Regions from separate parts of the Homo sapiens genome. Here regions 1 and 2 are each linked to region 3. The links are chromatin loops, found by intact Hi-C in ENCODE. Cell type or tissue: heart left ventricle. All regions are shown on one strand.

Region 1 (8,000 bases), 140 kb before region 3:
TGTTGCAGGACAGGACTTCCATGTTTGAAACTGACCTGACCCACTTCCGAATTTTAGGAACTCAGATGTTGCATCTGTGCTGACTGCCTGTTTCCAGTACCTCCTGGGTTCTTGAGTCCAGCTCATGCTTGTTAAGAAGCTCTGAGAAGCTGTCTCTGAAAACAGAGGCCTCTTGTAGCAAAGACAGACCAAAGATTGGAGTGAAAGATTGCTGGCTGTCTTTCTATTCTCAGGGACTAAGTACTTAATGCACAAGGGCTGACTTTGAGATGTACAAGGATGGACTTCGTGCCCATCATGATCTGGGCTGTCCCTGGGAACCAATTATACTATCATTTACTTAATATCTTTCTTTAAGTTGACTCACTCTTGTTTTTTACTTAAATATCTACTTTAGTTTTGTCCTAAGCAAGAATGTCCACAAAATCACAGGTTGGATGCTACTAATTATATATGTTTTCTAATACCCCTCAACATAAATAATTACTAATGAGATGAAAAGCAATTGTCTGTGCACTATCTAAAAGCCATCTGCACATGCCACTCTGCGTGGGGTGACAGATTCAGCAAAGATCCTTTCTTGTCTTGTAAACTCACCAGATTAGATAAAACACCTTCCCACTTGTGACTTAAAGACAACTGGCCCTACTGACCCCTCGGCCCCAGCTGCCATGCTTGGCGGCTTCCTTACAAGACTTGTTCTGTGGGTTTCTCCACTGCTGGCTCTAGGATGATATAGGCCTCCATCCCAGCAGCCTGACACATGTCTTGCCAACTGATCCGGAAGACCCCAAACTCTAAGACAGAAGATGTGGTCATAGCTGTGAGGAAAACCTTCCTGTTTATTCTTTTCTTTGTGAATGTCCTTTTCAAGGAAAAACAAGTGTACATCTGGCCTTTGGAGGACCCATCTTGTCATGAGGCCAGAAGGGCTCCTGGTTTGTCATTTTCTTGTTCACCTGCTAGCCAAGCACCACATTTTGGTTTGAGAGGTGACCACATTTTGCGATGGCTAAATCCTCTCTGCCCAGCTTCTCTGTATGGATACAGACACTCATGGCAAGAAACCTTAAACATGCAAGAGCAGAAGGGTTCCACAAACTACGATACAGGCACACAATGAGGTATTGGGGAGCCATTAAGAAAAATGGTTAGTTATTATTATTATTATTATCATTTTTGAGATGGAGTCTTGCTCTGCCTCCCAGGCTGGAGTGCAATGGCGCAATCTTGGCTCACTGCAACCTCCACCTCCTGGGTTCAAGTGATTCTCTCTGCTTCAGCCTCCTGAGTAGCTGGGATTACAGGCGTGCACCACCATGCCTGGCTAATTTTTGTATTCTTAGTAGAGATGGAGGTTTCACCATGTTGGCCAGGCTGATCTTGAACTCCTGGCCTCAGGTGATCTGCCTGTCTTGGCCTCCCAAAGTGCTGGGATTACAGGCGTGAGCCACCATTCCCAGCCAATTATTTTTGTTTTTTTAAAAAAACTATGTTAGGCCAGGCATGGTGGCTCCTGTCTGTAATCCCAGCACTTTGAGAGGTCAAGGTGGGAGGATCACTTGAGGCCAGGAGTTTGAGACCATCCAGGGCAATATAGCGAGATCCCACCTCTACAAAAAATAAAAACGTTAGCTGAGCATAGTGATGCATGCCTGTAGTCCCAGCTTCTTGGAAGGCTGAGGCGGGAAGATTGCTTGAGTCTGGGAGTTTGAGGCTGTGGTGAGCTATGATTGCACCACTGCACTCCAGCCTGGGCAATAGCAATAAAAGAACATAATAATCACTGGAGACTTGAGAGAGTAGGAGAGGGGTTAGGAATGAGGAATTACCTAATGGGTACGCTGTACACTGTTACACTGAAAACCCAGACGTCACCACTAGGCAGTATATCCATGTAGCAAAACTGCATTTGTTCCCCATAAATTTGTAAAAATAAAAAATAATGACTGAGTGTGGTGGCTCACACCTGTAATCCTAGCACTTTGGGAGGCTGAGGCAGGTGGATCACTTGAGGCCAGGAGTTTGAAACCAGGCTGGCCAACATGATGAAACCCTGTCTCTACTAAAAATACAAAAAAAATTAGCTGGGCATGGTGGCGCACACCTATAATCCCAGCTACTCGGGAGGCTAAGGCAGGAGAATTGCTTGACCCTGGGAGGCAGAGTTTGCAGTGAGCCGAAATCACACCACAGCACTCCAGCCTGGGTGACAGAGTGAGACTCTGTCTCAAAACAAACAAAGAAACAAAACAAAAAACAAAAAAACCATGTGGGTTTATATGCATCTATGTGCATAGGAAAAATAACACAGATGGCATTAACCAGAACGTTTATAATGATTATCTCTGGGTAGCAGGATCTTGAGTTATTTTTAAGAAATTGTTTTAGTTTATCTGTGCTTTGTAACTTTCCTACAATGAACATATATTGCTTGCATCATAAAAGTAATAAATGAGAAGATAATTTTTAATAGCAAAATGGAAAAAAGCTTATAATAGAATGCTGCTTGAAAAAAACCAGGATTCTAAGTATATGAAAAAATCTATTGTTAGGCAAAGATAGTTGTAGGGAAGCAGGAAATACAGACTTAAAAAAAAAAGTTAAGCTTCCAAGAATTTTTTTGTTTTGTTTATTTTAGAGACAAGGTCTTGCTCTGTTGCCCAGGCTGGAGTGCAGTGGTGCAATCATAGCTCACTGCAGCCTCAAACTCCCTGGCTCAAGAGATATTCCCACCTCAGTCTCCCGAGTAGCTAAGTAGCTGAGACTACAGCTGTGTGGCTTTTATTTATATTTATTTATTTATTTATTTATTTATTTATTTATTAGAGACAGGGTCTCACTATGTTGCCCAGGCTGGTCTCAAACTCATGGTCTAAAGAAATCCTTCCGCCTCGACCTCTCAAAGTGTTGAGATTACAGATGTGAGCCTCCATGTCCAGCCTCCTTCCTTGAATTTAGGTACAACCCTGGTGTAAGGATCTGGGGAGATGCTGGATGGGTTGGAATTAAGTTTCTACTATTTGGCAGAACAGGGGTTTGTATAAGAAGTTAAGATCGGATGCGCATTTCAACTTGCATTCTGATATTTGTACCTGTTTTCCAAAATTGTATTACTTTTATAGTTTAAAAAAAAATTCAAAAAAGAGGCTGGGCACGGTGGCTCATACCTGTAATCCCAGCACTTTGGGAGGCTGAAGTGAGCAGATCACTTGAGGTCAAAGGTTTGAGACCAGCCTGGCCAACATGGTGAAATCCCGTCTCTACTGAAAATGCAAAAATTAGCTGGGCATGGTGGTGCAGGAAGGTAATCCCAAAAACTCGGGAGGCTGAGGCAGGAGAGTCACTTGAACCTGGGAGGCGGAGGTTGCAATGAGCTGAGATCGCACCACCGTACTCCAGCCAGGGCGACAAAGTGAGACTCCAGACTCAAAAAAAAGAAAAAGAAAAAAGAAAAATACATAAAAGCAACCAAAAGGGAGAGCGTTCAATCAACTAGAAAAATCTGCCTTGGGTCTCTAGCAGCCTGACAACTCTTTTCATAATTTCTGGACCTGTCCTGCTGGGGATGGAGTGAACCAAAGAGGGATTTCAGAGGAGGTGGCTGCACCAGAGCTTGCATTTCCTGGATGGCTCCTTTCTCCCATACCCTTGTTGACAGAGTCTTATTGCTGTGTTTGCTTTCCTTATTGCCAGAGCACTCAGCTGCACCGGGCTTTACCCTGTATGAGTACAATTACACAGGAAAACACCCTGCCCACCAGGCCCCATGCCAGGAGCCATGTCATTGTGTCCCAATGGACAAAGAGGACTTGGGGGGGTGCCAATGGTGAGCACCTAAGCCCATCCCCAGAAATGGAAGTGGCCACTTGCCCAGGATGGGTGGTGTGTGTTGACAGCCAGCAGGGAAGAGTGTGGTCAGTTTCATCTGCTCCCTCCCTGCCAATGCTGGAGGCAACTTGGAGAGGGTAGTTTCTGCCAAGCCTTGAAAGATGCCAGGGGCGTGTGTGTGTGGGGTGGGGTAGGATGGGTAGAGGTGGAGAAGGGAGGTGGTTGTTCCATTGGGAATAAAATGCGGTATTCCAGAATAGAGTCAGAAAAATAAGGTCAACCTGATAATGTTTGGAGGCTTATGTAGGAGGACAAGCTATAGTTTCTTTTTCTCTGTTTCACTTTGAGAAACAGGAATGATCCTATTATTATTAAAAATGTGCCAGGGGCCAGTGGCTCAGGCCTGTAATTCCAGCACTTTGAGAGGCTGATGTGGGAGGATTGCTTGAAGCCAGGAGTTCCAGACCAGCCTGGGCAATATAGTGAGACCACCATCTCTAAAAGCAACAACAACAAAAAACAAAAGAAATTAGTTGGGTGAAGTGGTGCATGCCTGTGGTCCCAGCTACTTGGGAGGCTGAGGTGAGAGGTTCGCTGGATCCCAGGAGTTCCAGGCTGCAGTGATCTATGACTGTACCGCTGCACTCCACCCTGGACAACAGAGCAAGACCCTGTCTCAAAAAAAAAAAAAAAAAGTGAGCTTTTGAGTTAGACAGACTTGGGTGGCATCTTCATCCCATCTCTTACTGGCTGGGTGGCTGTGTGATCTTGGCAAAATCGCATCACCTCTCTGAGCCTCAGTTGTCTCATTTGCAAATGAGGCCAGCAATAGTACCTCCCTCCTTGCGTTTTTGTTTGGTTTTCAGTGAGGGTTAAAATGCATATAAAGCTCTCAGCATCCTGTTGAATGAAGGTTGGCTACTGTAATTCATTAGGGAGAAAGAAGGATGAAATGTGTAGGTGGTTGCTGAGTTTAGATACTTAATTGCCTTAGAAAGGACTGATGCTGGAAGGGGAATTTCCCAGCTTGGTAAATGAAAGATTCAGTCTTTGGCCTGCACTTCCCTGAGGCTTAGCTGTCTATGTCATGCTCCTGTCAGAAACTTTCAAGGGCTACTGGTGTCTATAGAATAAAGGCCCCTCAACCCTTAGCTGGCTTCTAAGACACCTTGCAACCTGGTCCCAGCCTAGATGTCTCCTTTAATTCCTTGCACTTTCCTTTACAATGGGGTAGTGGTTAAGAAGTTGGGTTCAAACCCCAGTTGGGTCACTTACTCACTGTGTGACCTTGTGGAATTTACTCACCCTCTCTGTGCCCTGGTTTCCCCATCTGTAAAATGAGGGGAAAATAGTACTGAGTTCATTGAGTTGATGTGAAGATTAAATTGTAAATATGAAGCACCTAGCACAGTGTCTGGCATGGAGAGAGATCAGTGCCTATGAGAGGCTTCTTATTTGCATATACCCATGCAACCACATGCTGGAGCCCTTGGGTACCCTGGGAATTCCCACCACCACACTTTCACTCATGCTGTTATTCAGTCCTGGAGTGCAAAACCTTTACCTCTACCCACAAATCCTCTACCTTTTTCTAGGTGCAGCTCCAGTGCCACCTCCTCCAAGAAGTCCTCTGTGAATGGAGGTCATCCTCCCTCCTCCGTAGCCCCAGTTTTTTTTTTTTTATTGAGATGGAGTTTCACTCCTGTCACCCAGGCTGGAGTGCAGTGCTGTGATCTCAGCTCACTGCAACCTCTGCCTCCCAGGTTCAAGTGGTTCTTCTGTCTCAGCCTCCCAAGTAGCTGGGATTACAGGCATGCGCCCATGGTGATGCCGAGCTAATTTTTTTTTTTTTTGTATTTTTAGTAGAGATGGGATTTCACCATGTTGGCCAGGCTGGTCTCGAAACCCTGACCTCAGGTGATCTGCCCACCTCGGCCTCCCAAAGTGCTGGGTTACAGATTACAGGCGTGAGCCACCGTGCCCAGCCCTCAGAATATTTTCTGAGGACCAATAATGTGGATGGAGTTAAGACCACTGAACTGCACACGTAAAAATGATCACAGTGTAAATTTTGCTATACACATGTATTTTCCACAATTAAGTATTTTAAAAGACATATTGAGCATTTAAAAACTCACAAATCATCTTTAATATTGATTATATGTTGAAGTAATATTTTGGATATATGGGTTCAATGAAATATATTAATAAAATTAGTTTGATCTGTTTATTTTTACTTTTTAAAATGTGGCTATGACAATTTTACATTGCTGGACTGGGCATAGTGGCTCACGCCTGTAATGCCAGCACTTTGGGAGGCCCAGGCAGGAGGATCACTTGAGGCCAGGAATTCAAGATTAGTCTGGGCAACATAGCAAGACCCTGTCCCTACAAAACATATAAATTAAAAAAAAAAATTAGCCAAGCATGGTGGTGTGCACCTATAGTCCCAGCTACTCGGGAGCTGAGGTGGAAGGATCGCTGGAACCCGGGAGGTCGAGGCTGCAGTGACCCGTGATCATGTCACTGCACTCTAGCCTAGGTGATAGAGTGAGACCTTGTCTCAAAAGAGAAAATGAAAAAAATTTTAAATTGCTTATGCCATTCCGATCTGTGGCTTGTGTTGTATGTATGTTGGATAGTGCTGACCTAGATCAATGGCTGGCACTGTAGGCACTTAAATGTGGGCTTAATACGGGAATGAATACAGTTGCAGCCAAATAGGTTCTTTTCAGGCATAAAACAAACAAACAAACAAAAACTGTTGTATCTGGAAGGCTCCAAGGGAATGGGAGAGAGTTTGTGTCGGGGCAGTTTACATAACTAAATCATCATAATTAATATCTATTATTATTATTTGAGACAGGGTCTCACTCTGTCACCCAGGCCAGAGTACAGTGGTGCTATCTTAGCTCACTGCAACGTTTGCCTCCCGGGCTCAAGCGATCCTTCCACCTTAGCTTCCTGAGTAGCTGGGACTATAGGTGCACACCACCATGCCCAGCTAATTATTGTATTTTTTCTGTAGAGGCAGGGTTTTGCCATGTTGTCTAGGGTGATCTCAAACTCCTGGACTCAAGCGATTCTCTTGCTTCGGACTCCCAAAGCGCTGGGATTACAAGTGTTAGGCACTGCGTCTGTCCAATATCTATTATTACGCTGATGATAGCAGCCACCGTCCGCGGAGTACCTAACGTGCCAGGAACTGTCATGGCACTTTAAGCCATCATCTCATTTAATCCTTGAGTCAATGCTCCGGGGGGTCATTGCCTCTGCAGCATAGACAGCTGCCCAAGGTCACTCTGCTGGAGAGCAGAGAGCAAGGGTTTGCCTGAAGGCCTGTCCAAGCCTCCTAATACCCCTGCCTTTCCCAGGGTCCAGGCTCTGTGTGCTGTCTTGTCCTATGGGACTTGATGGCCCTGCCTGGGATGGACAGCAGACACCAGCCCTGCTCACACCCCCACTCACAGGCGGGGCCTTCAGAGGAACAGGGAGCCCCAGCCAGAGGCAAGCAGATGATGCTGTTGAGAGTCCAGGAAGGAGGCCAGGCGTTGTGGCTCATGCCTGTAATCACAGCACTTCGGGAGGCTGAGGCAGGTGGATCACTTGAGGGTAAGAGTTCGAGATCAGCCTGGCCAACATGGTGAAACCCAGTCTGTACTAAAAATTCAAAAATTAGCTGGCCATGGTGGCACACCCCTGTAGTCCCAGCTACTTAGGAGGCTGAGGCAGAATAATCACTTGAACCCAGGAGACGGAGGTTGCAGTCGGCTATCATACCACTGCACTCCAGTCTGGGCGACAGAGCGAGACTCTGTCTCAAAAAAATAAAATAAAATAAAGTCCAGGAAGAGAATTCAGCAATTCATAATCTCTGATCTCCTTAAGCTCACTCATCTAGATCCGGCCACCACCACTCTCAAGTTCAAGGACTCTGGGAAACCGGCTGGGGCTTAGGTGGTCATTCTTGTTCAAGGCAGTTGAGGAGATGGCTCTGGGCCCAGCCTGACCCAAGAGAGGGCCCTGCCCCGTCCCTGAGGCTGCAGCAGCCACAGCTCTCTGTGGGGGTGTGGCCTTCCCCTCCCATCCCTGGGGCTCCAGGCCTGAAGCTGAAGGCCAGGGCCTACCCACGACTTCATACCTGGGGCTCAAATTTGTTTGTATAGAGG
Region 2 (8,000 bases), 220 kb before region 3:
TCAAACAACAGCTGTTGCTTATTTCGAAGATGGACGTGAGTTTCTCACTGACCACATCAATTTTTCCCGGGTCCTGCCTCCAACTCAAGCATACTGAGTGTGGGCTTAACCCTCCCTGTTCCAAGAGCTTTGGGAAGATCCCGCTTTAACTTTCCCAAGCCGGAAAGAGCCACTTTCCAATTTCACCTCATTGCTTAGCATGAATTTCTTATCTTTATTGTAGTTACTCTGATACTTTATTCACAGGCGGTTCTCAGGATTATTAAAATTGCTTGATTAACTTTCCCTATTTGGAGCAGCAGAGAAGTAATAGAGATTATGTGCAGCTTCGTAGGTTAGGCCAGGTCAGAAGAGCTAATTGTCTTTTGAGATTGAATTATTTTCACACCACACGAATCATTTCTGGAGAATTGGTTCTGGAACTTTACTCAGGGGAGTACCTTATCAGAATTGAACTTGTGTTTTTGAGGGGGCTTTGGAGGGTTCTGTTCCTTTCTTTCCTTGATACCTTTTCTGTTTGGCTGTTTCTAGAATCGACTCACTTTCCTTTCCTCACACCCTCTTCTCTTTTCTGGTTGTCCGAATTATTTTTCAAGGCATTGCCTGTTCTATTTTCTCTACTTGCTGTCTTTCCCCTGCTCCAGATCTTGTTACTTTCCTTTTGGATTACTGGGCGGGACAGCCCCCTGGTTAATGTATCTTACTGACCCTTCAGGGCCATTTGGATTCCAGTTATGGGCCTTTAATAACCAAGAGATCTTTTTACAAAATGACAAGAACTCATCTGGCAAAATCAAACGTGCTCTCCTTTCTGCCACCCTCTAGAAAGCCTGCAAGGCTGGGAGTCCAGGGCTCCTGCATGGTCTCAGTCAGGCCTCACCCCCTCACTGGGAGTCAGGATTCCCATCCGTAAAATTGCTCAGTTAAACGACATGATCGTGAGGTTCCTTCTACCCTTGAAGTTTGTGATTTTCACTCTTTATGATTTTTCTGTGCAAAATGCCATGAGATCTATTTCAATCAGATTTTGTATTTGTAGCGCAGAAGGGGACGTAAAGTGGAGGAGAGCTGTAGCAGAAATGAGGCGGGTGCCATCACATGGCTGAGTTATTCCTTCCTCCGTGAGCCTCCGTTTCCTCATCTGTGTGATGGGGATATAGTAATTCTTATATAGATTGATGAGGATTAAGTGAGATTTTGTATATTGATAGAATTTAGCATAGCACTGGCCACAGAGTAGATGTGTAATAAGTGGTAGTTTTCTTCTTTTCTGTGATTCTCATTTTTAAGAAGAATGACTTACTTGATTTTTTTAAAATAAAAATTGTATAGGTATTTATTTTTAGAAACTCAAGCAATACAAGAAAATACAAAAAAAAAAAATCTAATAAATACCTCCAAGATCCCACCATTGAGAAATAATCAGCGTCAGCAGTTTGATGTCCAGCAACCCAGACATCTCTTTCTGCACGCCTATACATGTTAAAGGCTGATTGGGCATCAGTGGATAGATCTATAGGAAGAAATGGAATTATACTATAATGCTGTTTTTAAGAAAAACAAGATATGCACAATATAATTTTATTTGAATTTAACCAGAAAAAAGAGACACTAAATGAATCTAAAGGAATTATTGAACTTGAGACATTTTTCTTTTCTTTTCTCTTTTTTTGAGACTGAGTCTCACTCTGTCACCCAGGCTGGAATGCAGTGGCACAATCTTGGCTCACTACAACCTCTGCTGCCTGGGTTCAAGTGATCCTCCTGCCTCAGCTTCTCGAGTAGCTGGGACTATAGGCGCCTGCCACCACTCCAGGCTAATTTTTGTATTTTTTGGTAGAGACGGGGTTTCGTCAGGTTGCCCAGGCTGGTCTTGAACTCCAGACCTCCAGTGATTCACCCACCTCGGCCTCCCAAAGTGCTGGGATTACAGGCATGAGCCACCAAGCCTGGTCGAGATTTTTTTTTTTTCTCCACGAAAGATACTCATTCCCCAGAAGCTCTCTCCAAGGTTATGAAAAAAAGATTATGAGTATGAAGAGATTGGAGTTGCCATTGCTTTTTGTTAATCCTGTTTCCATTGCAGACAGATACTGATACATATGATCCATTGAAAAACGAAAGGATTAGCTTTCTTTGTCTCTCTCCTGTCCCCTCCCTCACCTGCAGATTGGGTTGTTTGTATTATTTTTATTTTGTCAAAGCTGACGGTACTGACCTTCTGTTCTGAAACCTCAGTGCTTCCCAGCTTAGTTCTACATTTAAACAGGGGTGGTGCTTCCCCCGTCCTTTTCCCTCTACTTCTGCATTCCAGAGTTCATTATTGATGGTGGAGTTCCTGGGTGCTTGGCCCTACCTTCTCATTCCGGCTTCACCACAGCACCGTGGCCCCTTGGGAATGGGCGCAGGTGGCTTTGGAGATTAGGAGGAGCACTCCGAGGGTGCCAGCACACAATACCAAGGCAAACACTCTGGCCTTAAGGATTTGAAAATTAAACCCTGGTCATCAAATGTTTGTTTTCAGCATTTGCTGGTAAATTCTATTGCCCTTTTATATTCCGAGACTACAAACCAACGCTATATTTGATTTCAAAATGGATTATTGAAGTTTACCTATTTTACCTGGTGACAGATGGATAGAAAAGCCCATTTGAAGGACACTTTAAATAAATTTTGAACAATTAAAAAATGACCTGCAGCATTTCCCTATTGCCCTCAAGTGACATTCTCTGCTGTTTTCCCCCCCCCCTTTTTTTTTTGAGACAAAGTCTCACTCTGTTGCCCAGGCTGGAGTGCAGTGGTGTGATCTCCACTCACTGCAACCTCCGCCTCCTGGGTTCAAACACTTCTCATGCCTCAGCCTCCCAAGTATCTGGGACTACAGGCAAGCGTCACCACACCCGGCTAATTTTTGTATTTTTAGTAGAAATGGGGTTTCACCATGTAGGCCAGGCTGGTCTCAAACTCCTGGGCTCAAGTGATCCGCCCGCCTCAGCCTCTCAAAGTGCTGGGATTAGAGGCATGAGCCACCGCAGCCAGCCATCTGCTGCTTTTTAAGCACCCTCCTATTTCAAGCCACTCTGTCTTGCGCTTCTTCCAAACTTCTTTCCCACTCCAGCTGTTCTTTCCCTCTCTCCTCTGCCTGTTCATGTTTTGAGGCTGCTCCTCCTGCCTCCCCTTTGAGGCCTTTCCTGGGGCCTCCAGGCTGCAGTCCCTGGGATGGATGGCAGCAGTGCTTGTCTTCGCCCTGCACATTGTTACCTGCTCTTGGTCTCCTGGAAGCCGTTGCTTCTCCCCACACTCTGCTTCCCAGCCTGTCACCATCTGGGCTCCCTTGCTGCACCCCTCTTTGCCGACAAACCACCAAGGATTGCTGTCCCTTCCTTTTCTCTGTGTCCCACACCTGTTTCCACAGGGGATTCTCATCATCTCTGAGCTGTTTTTGAGCTTTTCATCTGCCCCCCACCCCAATTTTCTGCAGAGCTGCTGTATTCACCTTCACAAAGCATTGTTTTGGTTTTATCTCTCCTCATTCAAAACCCTCCCCAGGGCTAGTCTGATTGTCTGTTTTTAGCAACTTCTTATGGACCTTTTCACGCATACACAGAAGTAGGGAGAAGAGTATAAGGAACTCCATATACTCATCACCTGCTCCAACCATGATCCACTCCTAGCCATCCTGTTTCATACATACCCCCTCATCTGAAATAGAAGGACTCTAAAAATAATCACAGTACCATAGTCAACCCTAAAAAAGAAAAAGAAAAGGAATTCCTAATGTCATCAGTGTTCAAATTTCCAGTTGTTTTATAAATGGCATAATTTATTTTAACCCTTTGAGTCAGGATCTAGGATCCAGGATCCTGCACGTAGAGATTTATTGGGATGTCTTTTTTGTCATTTTTGAATGGTAAGTTTCCTCTCTCTTTCTTTTTCCCTTGCAATTTACTTGTTCAAGGTAAAGGCTTTACTTAGCCTGGTGTTTAAAGCTGTGCCTTCTCCCTCCAGCCTCTGTCTGCCTCTGTGTACCGCATACATCCTATGGCCAGCCGCTTCTCTAATCGCCCTGAGCTCTTCTTGCTCCTTGCCTCTGACACCGAGAGCTCTAGAAGTGGGAGGCAGCACTCATGTGTCTGCAGGGGGGAGAGGGGAGGGGCCAGAACAGGATAGGAGGTGTGGGGGTGTACAGGGTGGGAGTATGTCAGGGGGTCTTGCTTCCCCAAGTAGCTCCCTTCTAGAGAGCAAGGAGCAAATCTTACATTTCTTTGTCTCTTCTCTGCAAAGCTTAGCACAAGACACTCGACATCCTGGGTACTTGGTAAATGTGGATGGTTGGCGTGTTCCTTCTCGCTGGATTGGGAGTTAGCTGGAAAAAATGTAGGCTCTTTTGAGACAAAAGAGCATTCGCAGGCAAGAACAAAGAGTCTAGAAAACTGTAGGACAAGGGTTGGGGGCACCTGGGGTGGGGAAGAAAAGAGCTCATTTACATCAAAGAAAATAAGACCGAATCAAGTGGGCGCTAGAGAGCACGGGGAGGGCTGCCGAGGCTGAGCCTGGGCTGGGAGCCCAGGGTTGGACATGGTCATTCCTTTCCCGGAATGCTACTTAAAGGATCAGGCAACCGGATCCAACATCAGGTGGCTGCAGACAGCAGTTCCTACATGACCGCCGGAGTCACTCCCGGAGTTCAGCCAGAAAGGGCCTTGTTTTCCAGGGCTGGCTTTAGAGTGGCTCAGGTTGGAAGTAAGAAGCGAGATTTTTGTGTGAAGGTGTGCCACTCTGAAGTCTGTGAGCACATGTGCACAGGTCCTTTACCCAACTCTATATAAACTGCTGGGAAGGCTTCCACAACAACACGGAAGATGTTTCCACTCCAAATGGCAAGAAACACGTGTTAGTGCTGAGGTTCTCCTCGCACAGGGGGACTACAGAGAGGCCAGAGGGGCAGCTGTTGGGGTTTGGAAGTGCCGTCCCATCCCCATCCCTCTGAGTTCTGATGAGTTGAGAAACAGATCCAGAAGGTGGTGAGAAATAAAGCAGCAGCTTTAGTTGAGGTAAAGCAGTATTGCCGATGAGGCTTGGCTCTTCCTGCAGCCAGAGGGGCTTCCTAGGTCTCCCTCCCAGATAAGAGACTGACACGTGGCCTCTGTGGGGGACCTCAGGGTGCCCTGTTCTCCTTAGGGTGCTAAGGACCCACGAAGTAGTGAGGCTGTCTGCACCCAGCACCTCTCTACACAGTGGCCCCGCTACGCAGAGAAACTTGGACCAAAAATATCCAACTTTCTCCTGTTACAATCTCAGCGAGATAAATGAAAGGGATCAGTTCCCACCCCACAGTTCAGCCAATGTGGCAGTTCCTGTTTCATGGACCTGCAGGAATGCGGAGAGAGAAATCGTTGCCTTCTGTATGGCGGGCTTCCAGGTGAAGCTTTAAAGAAGAGAAGCCCCTGCCTGCTGAGTGGTGGAGGCTCCAACGGTCAGCTCCAACCAAAGACAGTGCCTCCAGGGAAGGCCATGTTCTTCTTGTGTATTTCTGGGTGGCGTCTTCACAGCTGCCTGGCTGCTAGGTACTGATTGTGTCCTCTCGTTCCACCCTTAGAGCTGGAATACGGCTGGCATCGGAGAAACCCTCACAGATGAACTGCCCGCCTTTAGTCTCACCCCTCTCGAGTACATCAGCAACGTAAGAGCTTCTGTGTGCTTCTCCAGGGTGGTCCAAGTCTTTCAGACCTTCCTTGTCTTTTGATTCTTGCCCTTATAGTCATTTCCCCATGGGTGCTATCTGACCCTTTTGGGTAGCCTGTGCTTTGGGGTAGTCTGCACCCAGATCCTGGACTTTAAGAAGATCAGCAGAGCCACATGGCGATTCCAGACCCCAGCACATTCTCACTCCTTCACCATCTCTCCCTATATGAGATGTGGCCAGTACCTGAGGGCGTCAGAGTTGAGAGTCTAATGGGAAATTCTGACTTGGGAAGACAGGAGGCAGATGGCCAATTCTTCTCTGTGACTTTCAGAAGAGTAGTGTGTGTTTGTGGTTGTGAATTCAAATTCAGCCAGCTTTTAGTGATCACCTACTATGTGCCAGGCTCTGTGTGGAGTGCTTTCATGTTTAACTTCATAGCAACAAACAAATCTCTTCAGAAGAATTGCAGTTATAGAGGCTTAATATTAAAAGAGAACAGAATAAACCATGCAGGGGAATGGGGGCACGTGGAGTCCTTGCTGCCCTCCCCATTCACCCCTGGGAATTGACAGTCACCCAGACACCTGCACATGGCCTTTCCTTCCGTTACTTCCTGCAGTCTAGCTCAGGTGCTCTTAAATGTCAGTGCGCACAAGAAACACTATAGAGGAGTAATATGTGCCAAACCACACTCACCTCACACAATGGGAGATTTCTGAGACTTTTCAAGGTGATTTCTGCCTTACGCTCTTGCCTTAGAATCCAACCCCTATGTGTAAGTTGTGACTCTGCCAAAATGACTAGAAAGGAATTTTAGAAGTATTATAAATGTTAGGCTGGGCATGGTGGCTCATGCTTATAGTCACAGCACTTTGGGAGGTAGAGGCGAGAGAATTGCTTGAGCCCAAAAATTTGAAACCAGTCTGGGCAACATAGGGGGACCCCGCCTCTACAAAAAAGTAAAAAATTATCCAGGCATGGTGGTGTGTCCTGTGGTCCCAGCTACTTGGGGTGCTGAGGTGGGAGAATCGCTTGAGCCCAGGAGGTCGACGCTGCAGTGAGCTGTGATTGCACCACTGCACTCCTGCCTGGGCCACACAGCAACCCCCTGCCTCAGGAAAAAAAAAGAAAAAAGTACATGTTGTATAATTGCAAGAAGTGCATGGCAGTCCCTCTGGCAGGCAGTGAGGTGGCTGGCTCTCTGCTCTCTGTTCATTTGGGGCAGTATCAAGTCTAAAACAACAGTCATTTCCCTTCTATTTCCCAGGGCACCTGATACCCTCTACTGATGAAACTGTTAAGATGTGGGTTGGTCTTTACAACCCATGGGAATAATCTGATTTTATTTTTATTTATTTATTTATTTTTGAGATGGAGCCTCTGTCACCCAGGCTGGAGTGCAGTGGCGCGATCTTGGCCCACTGCAACTTTGGCCTCCTAGATTCAAGTGATTCTCCTGCTACAGCCTTCCGAGTAGCTGGGATTACAGGCGCCCACCACCACACCTGGCTAATTTTTCTATTTTTAGTAGATACAGGGTTTCGTCATGTTGACCAGGCTGGTCTCAAACTCCTGACCTGAAGTGATCTGCCCACCTTGGCCTCCCAAAGTGCTGAGTTTACAGGCATGAGTCACTGTGCCCGGCTGAATGATCTGATTTTAGAGCAGAGATAGTATGCTTGCAGTCTAAATTGATTCAGAAAATGATGGTGCTGGAAGGGACCTGAGTGGCTACCAAGTTGATTCTAAAGTTGAAGAAACTGAGGTCTAGAGAGGGAATGAGGGCTAGGAGGAGTTTCCAGGCCCGGGCCCTTCCCTGCCTGCTGCTGTCCTCCTGAGCTGTACGGAGGCTGATGACCTGAACCCAGGAAAGGAACACCTAATTGAACACGTACTGTGTGCAGAGACAGTGCCAGGTTGTTTAGTGGCTGGGCCAGATCATGTCCATGAGACAGGTGTGGCAGCCCTCCTTCACAGTGGGAGTGGGGCTGGGAGGAAGCAGCGACTTACCCAGTGGCTGCTCTGTTAGGACGCCAGCTGCTTTACGTGCATAGCACACGTATTAATTCTACCCTCACCACAACCTTTTGAAGTAATATGAGGTCATCCTCATTTCAGCGATGATGATCCGAGGTCCTGACAGATTAAGTTGCCCAGGTTCTCACAGTGATAGAGCCAAAACTCCAACCCAAGTCTGTCTGACCTCAAAACTTTTCATTTTTCCCAAGTCAGTGAGTTAACCCAACCAGGATATCAAGAAATATTGATTGCATATGTGAGAATAGTAGACAAATACCCACAGGTGGGATGCTAA
Region 3 (8,000 bases):
ACTGCAGGAAAATCCAGCTTCCGGAAGTGGACTTTGATGGAAACTGAGACAGTATAGAAGGAGAAGACGAGGAGGGCGCACTGCCAGAGGATGAGGGCCACGGCAGTCAGTGTGAACCCGATCCAGAGGAGGCGGCGCAGACGGCCGCGGGACACCACGATGCGGCGACAGCCATGGGTGTTGGTGTTGAGGCAGTACCACCGCATCAGCTCTTTAATGGTCGGCGCCTGAGGGCCCGTCACGGGCAGATTCTTCTTGATTTTGGCTTTGATCTTCTCTCCGGGTGCCATGGCGAGGATGGGACTTTGAGGACGGGACTCTGAGGACGGGCGTGCTGGAGGGGCAAAGAAGAGAAGCAGGTGAGCTGGCAGGCACTAGCCGGCTAGTGTGTCCCTGGAGACCACAGTCTGGGAAACACCAGTCCATGCGCCCTTAGAGACCTCCTTCCTCTGTTCCTCTGTGGCTTAGGCACTTTGCATTCTGAATCCTTGGCCCCTTTTCCACGGGACGTTTGTTTTTGGCCACCACAGCTGCCAGAGAAGCTGCCTACTTCTCTTACGGCCCCCAGGCCTAGCCGTGCGGGGGCTGGGTGAGGTGCAACCTGCGAAGCGCTGGCTGGACAGGCTGCAGGACCTTTCCCCGGGTTCCTGGGCAGGAACTCTGGAAGCAGCCCCATCAGCTCTCTTATCAGGCAGGGGTACCCGTGCCTTATCACCTCCAGTAGCCCGCCTTCCTCAAGGGCAGCATTCCTATCTCATTATGCCCCCTGGTTCCTAGCACAGTGTCTGGCACAGAGCAGTGCTCGGCAGATTGTAACTGACAGATGAAATCTGCCAAGAAAATTTCCCGGCAGCCACCTTAGATCATGTTCCTGGCTGCATTTTCCCCAGCCTTTTCTCTGAGGCTTTATTATAAGTGAAACGATTTCTCTTTTGTTTCTTCTCTTTACAGTCAAGCTCTTAATGTTTCTAGATCACCTGATGTAACAATAACCTGCAACTATTGGCCACTTAGTGTTTGCCAGGCATTGTGCCATATTTCCTTGATTCTAAGATACCATTAATTTAGAGAATGCCCTTGATTTAATAACAGCTTTGGGGGAGAGTACCAGTATTGGAAGGCAAATTATCACATTCATCAATGTGCACGATGCATCTCAACTATACAAACTTTACAATGAGAAATAATTTTAGAAATGAACTAATATACTACATAAAAACTCATTTCATGTTTATAATATATAGTCTCATTAGTCTCATAAGTAAATTTGTCTCTCTCTATAAATATACACATAGCCTACATATATTTCCTTTTGTGTTTCAATAATTCCATGAAGTAGGCATGCTATTATTATATCCATGTTACAGAGGAGAAAAATGGGCTCAGAGAGGTTGAATATCTTGTGTAAGATGATGCAGCTGGTTAGTGGAGGAGCTGGATGGAACCCTGCAGCCTTCACCGCTATGGCATACGCCTTTGAGGGGCCTGGTAGTACGCTGGGTGCAGGGAGTTAATTAACAATACCAAGAACTAAAGGTAGGAGGAAAGAGAAGGAACACAGCTATTTAATTTCCAAACTCTGAACAGTGCACATGACCACTTCCCAAGACTTGTGAGCACTAGTATTGGGGGTGGGGGATATATGAAAACTGTGTCGTCCTATGCCTTCTACAGTGACAAAGGCAAATTAGGACATATCCTAGGGCATACAGGGTGGTCCCCAGGACCAGAGAGGACCCATGTCTGTGACTTCGATGTGCCCCATCAAGATTTTTAGGCAGTATTCGGAACCTGCAGAGTTATGTCTTTTTTTCCCACCCTGAACCCATGAAATATGGGCTAAAATTGGAAGCTGGGGCAAAGCTAGGAGGCTTCCAAGCTTATGATGCTAGTGGGTTTAAGGCCTCAGATGGAAAGGAAATGGAGTGCTGGGCATGGAGGTGAGATGTCCAGAGCAGACAAACTGCTCTAAACCCTCCATAGATTGATATGATTTTGCTGGGATGAAGAACACCATCAAAATGATGCTAGTAGCCTCTGGGCAAGAGGAATATAATTTATTTTTTTATCACTTAAAATATTGCCTATCCTTACCTCCTCCCTCACTACAATCCAAAAAAATAAAAAATGAAATAAAGAAGAAGGAAAGAAAGAAAAAAATTAGCGAGAGTTTGTTTTTAAAATCTAGGTCCAGGTTCAATTGCTTGTCAAATAAAACTGCAGCCCTCCTCTGTGAATGTTCAACAGAAGCTGTGATTCTGGAAGCTCCTATCCCCAGCTCTCAGGGGTACCTCTGCCCCATCAGCCCCTTCCCCAGAACCGACCTTGACCCCAATGGATCAGTCGACAATGTCAGAGGAGCCCCCAAGTGAAGGAAGGGAACTGATCTTGCTCTTTGCAAAACAGATAAAATATTCATATAAATAATATTTCAACTTCAAAGCAAAACAAGACTGTAGCTACCATTAGATTATGCAGCCTGAGCCAATGTGATACCCTTGGTGGAAGAATTACTAGCTGATACCCAGCACTTACTCTTCTAAGTACTTTGCAGCTGTCACCTCATTTAATTTTCACGATAATCGTCTGAGGTAGGTATCACAACCACCTCCATTGTACAAATGAAACAGACGCTGACAGGTTAAGTAGCTTGCCCAAGGTCACACTAGAAAGTGGCTGAGCTGGGATTTGCACCTAGGAGTCCCTTTAACGACTAACTAGGCTGCTCTTCAATCATTAATAATAATAACAGCAGCAGGGAAAGCAGCAATAATGGCAGCTATCACTTATTGATCCCTTTCTGTACTCCCAGGCATCCCACTCAGTCCTTTTCACACACTACCTGATTTAATCCTCACTACAGTTATATGAGGTGCTATTACTTGGCCCATTTCACAGAGAAGGAAACTGAGGCACAGAGGTTAGGTAATTTGCCCAAGACCACACAGGTAGAAAGGATTTGAAGGATTCTTTAGAATTCCAGGGCCCTGGCTCATCGCAGCGGCTCCGTGCACCCCCTCCTCACCTACCACCGACTTTGCCTGTCCCCCATCCCACAGTGCAGGACCCCAAAGCTTGGAGAGGGATGAGAGATTTGCCCCAAGTCTAGCGTTGGGTTCGCTGGACCGGAGAGTTCCCGATCAGTGCCCGTCCCGAAGGGCGAGTCCTGTGCAGAAATCACTTGAACTCAACCTCAGGGCCCTGACCCGAGCTCCTGCCGAGCGACCCCGCAGCCCTGCCCTCCCTGCGCGGAGCGAGCGGGCGCTGTCCTGTGGCGGAAGCCACGTCTGCCCCGGGGGAGCGCCGGCTGAAGGCGCTGGAGCGAATCCAACCAGCCCACTTCAAGTGTTTGCTTCTTTCTGCACCAAGTCACCCCGGAGAAAGCATTCCAGAGGGTAGAAGGAACAGTAGCGGACAGGTCCACGCGACTCACCCCGGCAGGGAAGGGGGCTGAACAGGCGCTGGGCGGAGAAAAGAGGCCAGGTGTGGCCCGGGACCCCCAGACCCCCGGACTCTGAGTGGCTCTCGACTGGCTTCGTGCTCCGGGCCACGGCGTGGGTAGACCCGGGAGAGCTGGCCGCTACCGCCCGGGCAAGGTGTCCCAGCATCCCGGGCACCGGGAAGCCGCCACCGGCTGATGCTGGCTCGGCCACCCACCGCGCTGACGGCGTCCGACGCCCTGGCGCCCGGCATCCGCTCCAGTGCCCAGAACCCCCGAGCTGGTCCGACCCAACCCGGCTGAACTCACCTTTCGGTTCCAAAGGGTCCAAGGCTCGTGCGGGTGCGCTGCTCCTCTGCTCGCTCTCGGGCTAGCATCCCCTGGCAGCGCCACCGCGGGCTCTTGTGGGCCGGCCAGGCCCCGCCCCCTAGGGACCCGCCTCCCCAGGCCCCGCCCCCACCTGCCCAGGTGCTTTCCCCAGGCCGCCAGGCACCTGAGACCGCCCGGAGCGGGCCACGACTTCACAACGCCCCCTGGCGCCCCGAAGCCGCCCTGCGCCCCAGCCCGGCCGCGCTGCGTCTTCCTGGGCCACCGCGCAGTGCCTGCTGCCGCCCCGAGGCCGCCCTGCCATCCTGCATTCCCGCTGGGTCTCTGCGGCACTTACCCCAAGGCGCCTCAAAGCGCCTGCTGCCCCCTATTACTGCCCCGCGACTTCCTTCCACTCCCGTCCAGATGGCAGGTGCCTGCCCTAGCACCAGCAGTAATCCCACGCAGCCTCGCTCCTCGGACTCCCTCCAGACCTGCAGCTTCAGTGCCCACCAGCGTCCGGCTGTAGGCAGCAGGGGCTGTTCAGCCAGGCCACTCATCCTTTGACCTTTTCAGCTGCTTCTTTCTCTTTCTTTCGTTATTTCCTCCTTCCTTCTTCTTTCTTTTCCTCTTTCCTTCTTTTTTTTTTTTTTTGACGGAGTCTCGCTCTGTCGCCCAGTCTGGAGTGCAATGACGCTATCTCAGCTCACTACAACCTCCGCCTCCCGGGTTCAAGCAATTCTCCTGCCTCAGCCTCCCAAGTAGCTGGGGTTACAGGCGCGCGCCACCATGCCCGGATTAATTTTTGTGTTTTTAGTAGAGACGCGGTTTCACCATGTTGGCCAGGCTGGTCTCAAACTACTGACCTCAGGTGATCCACGCGTCTTGGCCTCCCAAAGTGCTGGGATTACAGGTGTGAGCCACCGCGCCTGGCCTGTCCTTCTTTCTCTTTCTCTCTTTCTTTCCTTTCTTTCCTCCTTCCTTCCTTGCCTGCCTGCCTGCCTTCCCGCCCGCCCACCTTCCTTCCTTCCTTCCTTCCTTCCTTCCTTCCTTCCTTCCTTCCTTCCTTCCTTTCTCTTTCTTGCTTGCTTGCCTTCCTTCCTTCCTTCCTCCCTCTTTCTTCTTTCTCTCTCTCCCTTCCTTCCTTCCTCCCTCCCTCCCTCCTTTTTCTTTCTTCCTTTCTTTCTTTCTTTCTTTCTTTTTCTTTCTTTCTTTCCTCTATTTCTCTCTTTCTTTTTTTAACAGGGTCTGCCTCTGTCACCTTGGCTGGAGTGCAGTGCTGCAATCATAGCTCACTGTAGCTGCCAACTACTGGGCTCAAGCGAGCCTCCCACTTCAGCGTCTCAAATAGCTGGAATTACAGAGGTAAGCCACCTTTCCTAGCTTCAGCTGCCTTTTTATAGGGACTCAGATAACTACAAGAAACGAGATTAGAAAACTGCAATTGGGAGGGACCATAGAGACACAGCCCCTTTGTGCCGGGGAGAAACTGAAGCCCAGAGAGAGGAAAGGATCTGTTCTTACCTAGAGCTTCTCAGATTTGAATGTGGTTACAATCACCTATGGATGTTGTTAAAATGCAGATTCTGACTCGATAGGGGTGGAGTGGGTCTTAAGAGTCCGAATTTCCAAATTCCTAGGAGATGCCTTGGTTGCTGGTCCAAGGGCGGTTTGCCCAGGTGGATGGAAACAGGTCCAGCATTATTGGAGAGAAATTTAAAGAAAATCCTCTAAAAAATCTCAGCTGCTTCTTCTAACAATATATGCTCATTGCAAAGAATTAAAACAATAAACTGTGCCCCCCCCTCCCCAAATAAGCATGGCTAACAGTTTGGTTATTATTTGGTGTGTGTGTATGTGTGTGTGTCCACACACACATATTAGTTTTATATATATACACATACATATATAATGGGATTTTGAAACACACACTGTTCAAATTCTATGTTTGTTTTGAATGACAATACACAGTTATATTCTCACTGCAAAATAAAGCCAGCTTTTTCTTCTTTTTGTCTTTTAAATTATTTATTTATTTATTTATTTTGAGACAGGGTCTTGCTCTGTCACCCAGGCTGGAATGTAGTGGCATGATCATGGCTTACTGCAGTCTCAACTTCCTGTGGCTCCAAGGATCCTCCCACCTCAGCCTCCCAAGTAGCTGGGACCCCAGGTGCATGCCACCGATACCCAACTAATTTTTTTTTTTTTTTTTTTTTGGTAGAGAAGGGGTTTCACCATGTTTGCAAGGCTGGTCTTGAACTCCCGAGTTCAAGGGATCTACCCATCTCAGCCTCCCAAAGTGCTGGCATTATAGGCATGGAATTAGGCTAGATTCAAGTTAAAATTTATATACAGTGAAACGCACAATTTTTTTGTTTGTTTGTTTTTGAGGCAAGGTTTTGCTCTGTCACCCAGGGTGGAATGCAGTGGTGTGATCATAGCTCACTGCAGCCTCCAACTCCTGGGCTCAAGCAATCCTCCTGCCTCAGATTACAAAATAGTAGCTAGGACTAGAGGTCTGTGCCACCATGCCTGGCTAATTTTTTATTTTTGTGGAGATGGAATTTCACTATGTTGCCCAGGCTGGTCTTGAACTCCTGGCCTCAAGAAATTTGCCTGCCTTGGCCTCTCAAAGTGTTATGATTGCAGGCATGAGCCACTGCACCTGGCCCAAAATGTACAAGTCAAGGAGTTTTGGTAAATGTGTACACTCCTATGACCAACACCATCTGATTCTTCAGTACAGAGTGGTATTGCCTCTAAACCACTCCTGTCATCATAAGACCATAGGCAACGTCCTCTCCTTCTTGAAGCATCAGTGTTCAGATTTATAAAATATACCTAGAATCTACTTCTCCCCACCTCTGGGGCCACCACCATGCTCTAATTGATCATTGTCTCTCACCCGAATCATTGCCATAGGCTCCTCACTAATCTTGCTAATTCTGCCCTCCACAGCCTCTTGTCAATAAGCCAGTCAAAGAGATTCTTATTGAATTAAGGTTAGATCATGCCATTTCTCTATTTAAACCCATTCAGTGGCTTCTTGCTTCATTTATAATGAAAGCCAAAATCCTTATGGTCATCTGCAAGGCCCTCCATCATCTGACCCTGTTGTCCCTCTGCCCTCGTCTCTTCCTACTCACACTCGCATATTCTGCTTCACCTTCACTGGCCTCCGTGCCATCCTTGCATATGACTATGACCGAACCTAGCCTTAGCAAAGTCATTTGGTTTCAGGCAACAGAAACAGACTCAAATTAGCTCAAGCAGAATCAATAAATTATTAAATGGATGCAGGCAGGGCTCCTTTACAGAATCCAAAGAAACACAGAGGGTCTCAGGAGAATGGGAACCAGGAAAGGTCTGGATCTCTCAGGAGGAGGATTTTGTGGTCTTTTTTTATTTTTATTTTTACTTGAGACAGGGTCTGGCTTTGTCACCCAGGCTGGAGTGCAGTGGTGCGATCTCGGCTCACTGCAACCTCCACCTCCTGGGCCCAAGTGATACTTCCCCCTCAGCCTCCAGAGTAGCTGGGAACATAGGCATGCACTGCCACACCCAGATACATTTTGTGGGTTTTGTAGAGATGGAGGTCTTTCTATATTGCCCAGGCTGGTTTCGAACTCCTGGGCTCAAGCAGTCCACCCGCATTGGCCTCTCAAAGTGCTGGGATTACAGGTGTAAGTCAGTGCGCCTGGCAGAGGATTTTGTGGGCTTTCTTGAATTTTCAAAGCCTGTCTTAGTCTCATGAGTCCTGAAGATAAATTTGATTGGCCACTGGCCTGCCAATGAGCTAGTTTCTTTGGCTCAGGTGTATTCATTCCTGGTCCAATCAGCTAACACTGTGAGGGTAGGAATGGGTAAAACAAATATGACTGAAGAGATTCACCACTACTGGTAAATGGGAAATTCTCAGATCATGTGGCTGTAAGTGAGGAAGAAACCTTAAAACAAGTGAACCAACATTTCCCTTTGTTTTCAAAAAAACACTTCTGGTCCACTTAGGAAAAAGCAATATAGATGAGACTTACATTGCCCCCTAAATACTAAGATTTTAGACTTGCTTGTCGAGAGCAATGGTGTAGAAGCCATTTGCTTGTTTTTCTGCCAATATCCATTCTTTTTATTCTAGAGACATCCCTGAATTTCCTTTGGAGAACCATTCAATCCTATCCACACCCCCCATCCTCATTCATGTGGTTCAACTTAGGTTGACCCCCATCTCTGGCTCTAGCAAATCAGCTTATCT

Evidence for each region. Peaks named below come from ENCODE experiments on the same cell type or tissue, not always from the same donor. Only the 100,000 strongest peaks of a DNase experiment are listed, where the experiment ranks them.
Region 1: it touches region 3 in a loop (2.7-fold over the local background); 4 of 110 quality-filtered maps call a loop at or near these places.
Region 2: it touches region 3 in a loop (3.0-fold over the local background); 4 of 110 quality-filtered maps call a loop at or near these places.

What each region holds. Positions count from the first base shown.
Region 1 is chr16:23,320,715-23,328,714 of GRCh38, reverse strand. All of the region lies in intron 1 of SCNN1B (sodium channel epithelial 1 subunit beta), which reads right to left. Among named protein-coding and RNA genes, the nearest start is that of SCNN1B, 22 kb to the right of the region's middle. In heart left ventricle, no CTCF peak of the experiment used is centred here; a DNase peak (open chromatin) is centred at 3,784.
Region 2 is chr16:23,395,729-23,403,728 of GRCh38, reverse strand. COG7 (component of oligomeric golgi complex 7) reads left to right here. Exons shown (of 17, transcript NM_153603.4): 13 at 1-35; 14 at 5,600-5,683. Among named protein-coding and RNA genes, the nearest start is that of COG7, 53 kb to the left of the region's middle. RefSeq lists an enhancer at 3,687-4,610. In heart left ventricle, a CTCF peak has its summit at 4,521; a DNase peak (open chromatin) is centred at 4,595; H3K27ac peaks cover 401 bases.
Region 3 is chr16:23,178,562-23,186,561 of GRCh38, reverse strand. SCNN1G (sodium channel epithelial 1 subunit gamma) reads right to left here and starts at 3,817. Exons shown (of 13, transcript NM_001039.4): 1 at 3,749-3,817; 2 at 1-334. The coding sequence starts at 290. RefSeq lists enhancers at 1-308, 309-810 and a silencer at 3,846-4,095. In heart left ventricle, CTCF peaks have their summits at 3,804 and 4,004 (motif pointing left); DNase peaks (open chromatin) are centred at 3,201, 3,601 and 4,021; H3K4me3 peaks cover 1,139 bases; H3K27me3 peaks cover 4,459 bases.